Linked DNA regions of Mus musculus: region 1 is linked to region 2. The links are chromatin loops, found by intact Hi-C in ENCODE. Cell type or tissue: gastrocnemius. All regions are shown on one strand. Links, peaks and the distances in the headings refer to the core of each region. The heading gives the core; the rest is flanking DNA.

The links. A loop is a pair of places that touch in the nucleus more often than their neighbours do. Peaks named below come from ENCODE experiments on the same cell type or tissue, not always from the same donor. Only the 100,000 strongest peaks of a DNase experiment are listed, where the experiment ranks them.
Region 1: a loop joins it to region 2, with 2.3 times the contacts of the local background. A loop is called at or near these places in 6 of 42 quality-filtered maps.

Annotation. Positions count from the first base shown.
Region 1 is chr13:114,895,137-114,898,060 of GRCm38, forward strand. All of the region lies in intron 2 of Itga2 (integrin alpha 2), which reads right to left. Among named protein-coding and RNA genes, the nearest start is that of Gm34845, 27 kb to the right of the region's middle. In gastrocnemius, for the core only: no CTCF peak of the experiment used is centred there; a DNase peak (open chromatin) is centred at 1,756; H3K4me3 peaks cover 1,220 bases; H3K27ac peaks cover 1,900 bases.
Region 2 is chr13:114,832,837-114,835,760 of GRCm38, forward strand. It overlaps Itga2 (integrin alpha 2), which reads right to left. Exons shown (of 30, transcript NM_008396.3): 30 at 245-2,924. Among named protein-coding and RNA genes, the nearest start is that of Mocs2, 16 kb to the left of the region's middle. In gastrocnemius, for the core only: a CTCF peak has its summit at 1,853; no DNase peak of the experiment used is centred there; H3K27ac peaks cover 2,500 bases.

The sequences.
Region 1 (2,924 bases), core at 195-2,694, 62 kb after region 2:
TTTCCTTCCAAATGCCCAATTCTATCATGCTGGGTCCATTTAGAACTCTTTTAGACAAGAACTCAACACTGGCTTATGATAGGGTACCTAAAAATGTGAACAACTACCTCTCGTCTATGCCACTTGGCCCTTCTTACATCTATGTTCTGATGGAGGGAAATGTTTGGATGACTGGGTACCAGAAAGGGATATGTGTAAAAGCTCTTTGCTCTTGTAAATAAACTTTGTTCTGGAGCCAGTAATCAGTATTATCATGGAGGAACCTCTGACAGGAGGTCTTGGGATCATGGATGATTTCCCAAGATATGTTCCAAACACTCTAGAATAGCAGGCATCTTCCAAATATGAGTCACAAATGTGGTATGCATGTGTGTGTGTGTGTGTGTGTGTGTGTGTGTGTGTGTGTGTGTGTATCACAGATTCATGTCCAGAACAGATGATGGAAAAAGCGATTTAAAGCATAGGAAATTCAATAACACACCCGTTTAATGTCTGTTACAAAATTGAATCCCACTTATATAGACCTTTCTATTTAAATTTCTTCCACAGAGACATTTATGGGGGGGGGCTATCACACTTATAGTAAATAAAGACCTTTAATAAGATTTATCTTAACCAAAAAATTAGAATAATAATGTGCCCATACATCAGATGCAGCAGATTTTCTCTCTGATGCTATATTCATTCATAGTTCTTCTCTCTTTATAAGGAAGTAAAACGTACCAGTCCTTGACAAAAGAAGAAAATACATTTCCATGACTGGAAATACTCCTCGTTCTTAGTTAGTCTTCATCTAACCAGTGATTTTAGTTACAGTGCTTCTGAGTCATAGAATGAACTCAGATTGTTCTTGGGGCAAGCCTTCAGATTACACAAAGAAATAGTGCAAATCACAACTAGTTCCAGGAAATGATCTTAAACATGTCTCCGGCCCTTGCAGATTGTTTGTGATAAGGATTGCATCATCTACACTGAACATCCGGTGTAGGAAATTCAGGCTGGAGGCAGGCTGGCTCGCCTCTGCTGCGCTGAAGGAGGAGACGTTACTCTTACCCAGAGGGCTGCACGGCAGCTCTTCTTGGAGGTCACCTTGCTTTTGAAAGGATGCAGCTCATAGGAGACAGTGGGAAAAACTCAAGAAGTAATAAAGAGATGTCATGAGATCATTAAAGTAGGAGTCTAGAGTGTAATAAAAAAAATCCAATAAACAAAACTACTAAAATAGCCAAGATTGCTTCATTGAAATCTAGTAGATCTGGAAGTAAAACATGCCTATATTCTTGGAAATGCAAGACACACCGGACAGCTCAAACTGGACTCTAAAATAACAGTTTAAGAGCACTCGGACTAGAACCTTGAGTGTGTTAGAAGAAAAGAGATGGAGTCACGTGTAAAACAGATCATAAAGAAAGTTCAACTAAGTGGAGGGAAACGGTGGCAAAACCTGCTTCGGCATAAGCAGTGAAAGAGCCATGAGCTAAAGGACGTGCGTGCGTGCGTGCGTGCGTGCGTGCGTGTGTGCGTGTGTGCGTGCGTGCGTACGTGCGTGCACGTGTGCGTGCGCGTGTGATGTGCAGACTCAAGAACAAACACTCACAATTTATTGAAGGAATTCCTAGCAAAAGTTAACTTCATTAGTATCAGAAGGAAAGTTAATGTTGAAACGGTTTGCCCACATCTGCTACTTCCATAACGTCTGGGCAATTGTCATAAATTACAAGTGGAGAAGGGCACAGCGCCAATTGTCAAAACAAACAGGCAGCTCTGGAGCCCAGGGCTCGCGCTTCATTTTTCCTCCTTGGTGTGAAGGCCACTGACCGAGGACTGCCTAGCATTGGCTTGCTGTCCCCTGGGAGACTGACTGGGTCAGGCCAATGACGTAGGCCATGAGGAAATCTTCTATCACTATTGTCCCTGACCTTGGAAAGGAAAGTTGTTCCCTTACTGTTGAGTTAATAGCGGTAGAGGCAGGGAAGCAACAAAAGCACCAGCGATTTAAGGCCTGGCACTGAATGAGCCCTCTTATCTGAGCATTCCCAATCTGCAGATCTTCCTCCTAGACTGTTCCACACTCCAGAGGGCAGGGCCCATGCTCTGGATTTTCTGCACCCCACGTAGGCACAGTGGCCAGTCCATGGTGGATTAGATAATTTTGTCCATGGCTTAGTCTGTTCCATGTCTTTTCTTGGTAGGATTGAGACAGTGAGAGGATTCAGACAGGCTGACAAGCCCACAGTCCTCTCTTCCCTTCTGCTTTTTACCTTCCTAGATTCAGCCCCTTAGACAGACAGGAATCCTCTCTTTTCCTCCCTCTGCTGCAGTATGCCTGTGCAGGCTGATGGGTTTAGATACTGGTTAAAGGGAAAAAAGTGAGATCCTTAGCTAAAAGCTGCACCTTACCAGAAAGGTCCATACTGGTATCCAAGGCACTAACCTAGCCAATTATAGAGCAGAGCCTTGTTTCCCAATAGCCGTTGTCTCCTGCTTACAAGAAATGTTATAGGAAGGCTAAGGCAGGATTTAGATATCTGATTATCTGATATCCCTGGTTTTGACGTCATCAGATCAGCTCAAGAGTATCAATGTAATCTGCTTGTAAAAATACCTTTTAACAGTGTCTTGAATTTGTATATACTGAGAGAAGCCACGGGGATGACTCTCTTTCCCAGGATCCTACTTGTTCTGTCCCTGTCAGTTCTTTATTATTTTAGTCTTATTCAAGGTCCAACTGCCACATAGCCAGTGGATGTGTTCCTCTCCAAACAGCCTTACCATCCCTAATAAAGTCTATTATAGATGGCGGCTTTTTCTCTTAGACATATTTTGCCTCAGAAAAGTTGAAACTGAGTACAAAACAGAACACCCACCTTGAACTCAATGCCACACTGTTATTTGCTAGGCTGTGCCTTTCCAGTAGACAACTG
Region 2 (2,924 bases), core at 327-2,826:
ATTTCAGTGTGTTGAAGTTTTGAAGCACTTAAGCCCCTCCCCCACTTAATATTCAAATGTTTTAATTGTGCTTTGCAGGTTGCAGCACATCAGGTGCTTTCATTTTCTGTGAGAACAGAAACTTAGGCAGCTGACAGCTCGAGTTGCCTAGAATTAAACTTTGAATGTGTGCTGAAGCGAAAGCAGTCCCTAAGACGTACTGATATGTGTAGTGTTGCAGTAAGAACCCAAGGAGAGAGCAGCGTACTGTCAAAACACTTTTAATGATACTTAACAACAGGGTATGAAAAGGATGATTTACAGTTAAATAAAACGTTTCTGTCTGGCTCTTGGGCTTTTCTTTATGTCAATTACTACAGTTTGATTGTTTTTAAGAAGTCAGATAAATTCACTAAGTTGATACACAAGGAAATACATCCATCTTATATACTTTTGGTGGAGAGAAAAATGACAAGACACATTTAATTAAAACCAGCAAATATTACATCTTACCAGGAGTACTTATCAGTTGAGAAATAGGACAGTTTCCTCTTTAAAAAATAGACAATTCTAATACAGCTGTGCAATATATACATTTACGTCTCGGCTTCCTTTGCCAAAATCAAGTACAAACAATACAATCTATATATTTACACAATGGCTATGTCTTTATACTTTAAAGTAGTAAATATTGTACTTCCAACTTTCCCCCCATGTTTATCTTTTGCCTCTGGATGTTTTTCCTGCTGATGGCTCCGCCCTTCCTGAAAGTACATGAAGGGTGAGTCCCTTTTGTGTGTAGAGTTGTTCTCTGTGTGCATGGAGATAGATGAGGGAGCTCAGCTGAGAATCCTGCCTTCTGTTCAATGAAATCTTAGTGAGATTTTCACATGTCGGGTTCAGCTATGTATCAGGAATAATCACTGAGGTGACTAGAGTAAATTGGCCTAGTTGTCTTTATTCTTCACAGTTAAAGAGGCAAGTTTCACTGTCGTGTAAAAATAACACTGCTAACTAGAAAGGCATCTGCCCAGTTAGACGGTCATAGCTTGCTGCTACAATGAGTGCTGTGTGACTTTTAAGTGAGTCCCATTTCTTTATTAGACTGTGTCACTGTGTTGCTGTCGTGTGGTGGCCATGCAAGAAGCCACTCAGGTTCTTAAGATCACATTTTGTGATCTACCATTTATGAGATGTATATTTTACCCTGACAACTTTGAGTCCTATAAAGCAAAGCTGTGGTTGAATGGACCACATAATTTCCTCTCAAATACAATCTACCTGACCCCCAATAATTTCTTAGAAACATCTTTGCTTAAAATTCCTTGAAAAATACAGGAGTCATTTAGTAAGACCTGGGGATATTTGTTATTGTCAAAATCATGGGAGAAGGAGTCAGTAGAGGCCAGGGATGGCTGCTTAAAACCTTGCAAGGTGTGAGGTAGCCCTTTCTCTCCTAAAACTGTCTGCTTCAAAATGGCAATACTACAATACTGCTAAGCTCAAAGCGCTGAGGGTGGGTTGAGAAATGGCTGACAGGACTGTGTCTGAGTCTTAGTTGTAACCAGGCTAACACACACACACACACACACACACACATACACACGAGTGTGCAATAAATTAACATGCTGTGTGAAATATTCTCTAGCAACCTAATGACTGGTTTCTGCACCCTTTAAAATTTTGGTTAGAATGACACAGCCGTTAAAAGAATCTGGATCACGTAACTAAAAGAGTACCAAGCTGTTTTTGCTGTACCTCTCTGACATTTACAGCTAATATTTTTTTTCCTTGTTTATTTGGCTTTATCAAGGCTGGAGTGAGCCATTAAGTGGTCCAAGTAGCTCTGGACTGCCACCCAGGGGCTTGGCACGAAGGCAGTCAGAGCCATCCATCCACACGTGGACAAGTTGTTTTTTTCTCTGACATCTCTAGGTCTTATTTTTGGAGGATGTAGAAATTCTTAAGGGTGGCTTTTAAGATTGAGTCACTGGCTAGCCCTAACCCTGACTTCCTCTTTCATAAGGAGAACAATGAAGTTCCTAGAGACCAGGCCAAAGCTTTTTGCATAAAGTGTGTGACAAAGTGAGTTTTACAGCTGTCCCTGAACCCCCCTGTTCCCACTCTCTTCTAGAGAATGTCTAGTCTGGGAAATGAGGGGCAAACGGTAGGAAAGGACCACTCCTCCCTGGAGTGAGTCTGTTTACATCACAAGGCCTGAGAGGTTGTCAAAATGTAGGCTGTTGGCCCTTCTGTCAACCCAGAGTTTCAAGAGTTAGGGCTGAAGAGTTGTGCCCACCTGAACCCAGTACAGAGGATGTTCCTGCCAAGGTAGTGATTTCTGCTGCTGCTCCAGCTTACAACCCCTCCCGAGCCTTTCCATTTATGTATTATTTTTATATATAACAGGTAACAGCTACAAATTCAGGTGTAGTTTAATTACTTGTTTAGCAGCAAATGAAACTAGCTCCCTAAAGTTTAGGGGTGTATAATCACACAGGTGTGGGAGATAAACAGAGGACTTTCTCAGCTCAACACCTGGAATTGTGTGTGTGTGTGTGTGTGTGTGTGTGTGTGTGTGTGTGTGTAGGGGTGGCGTTGGGTTGGTATCCATGCTGTAGGAGATGTAGGCGGTGGATAGAGGAAAGTGGATAACTGCCGGGGAGAAAGGCAGGCTGCAGGGGTTTCTGTCACAGAGGCAGCAGGAAAGGGGAGCAGGTTAGTTAAATAAAAGGGTTCTCTTGGTTATCCGAGCATTTCAAGCATGCTCATAGTAAGAAAGCATACCTTTTATCTACTTCATTTCTTTTAAGATGCCACTAAACAAGAACTCTACCATTAAGCTAAGTCCCAGGGGTCATTTCTTCCTTTGCTTTTAGACAGGGTCTCCTTAAATCCTCCAGGATAGCCTTGAACTCATGCTACAGCTCAGGGAGACCTCAGAC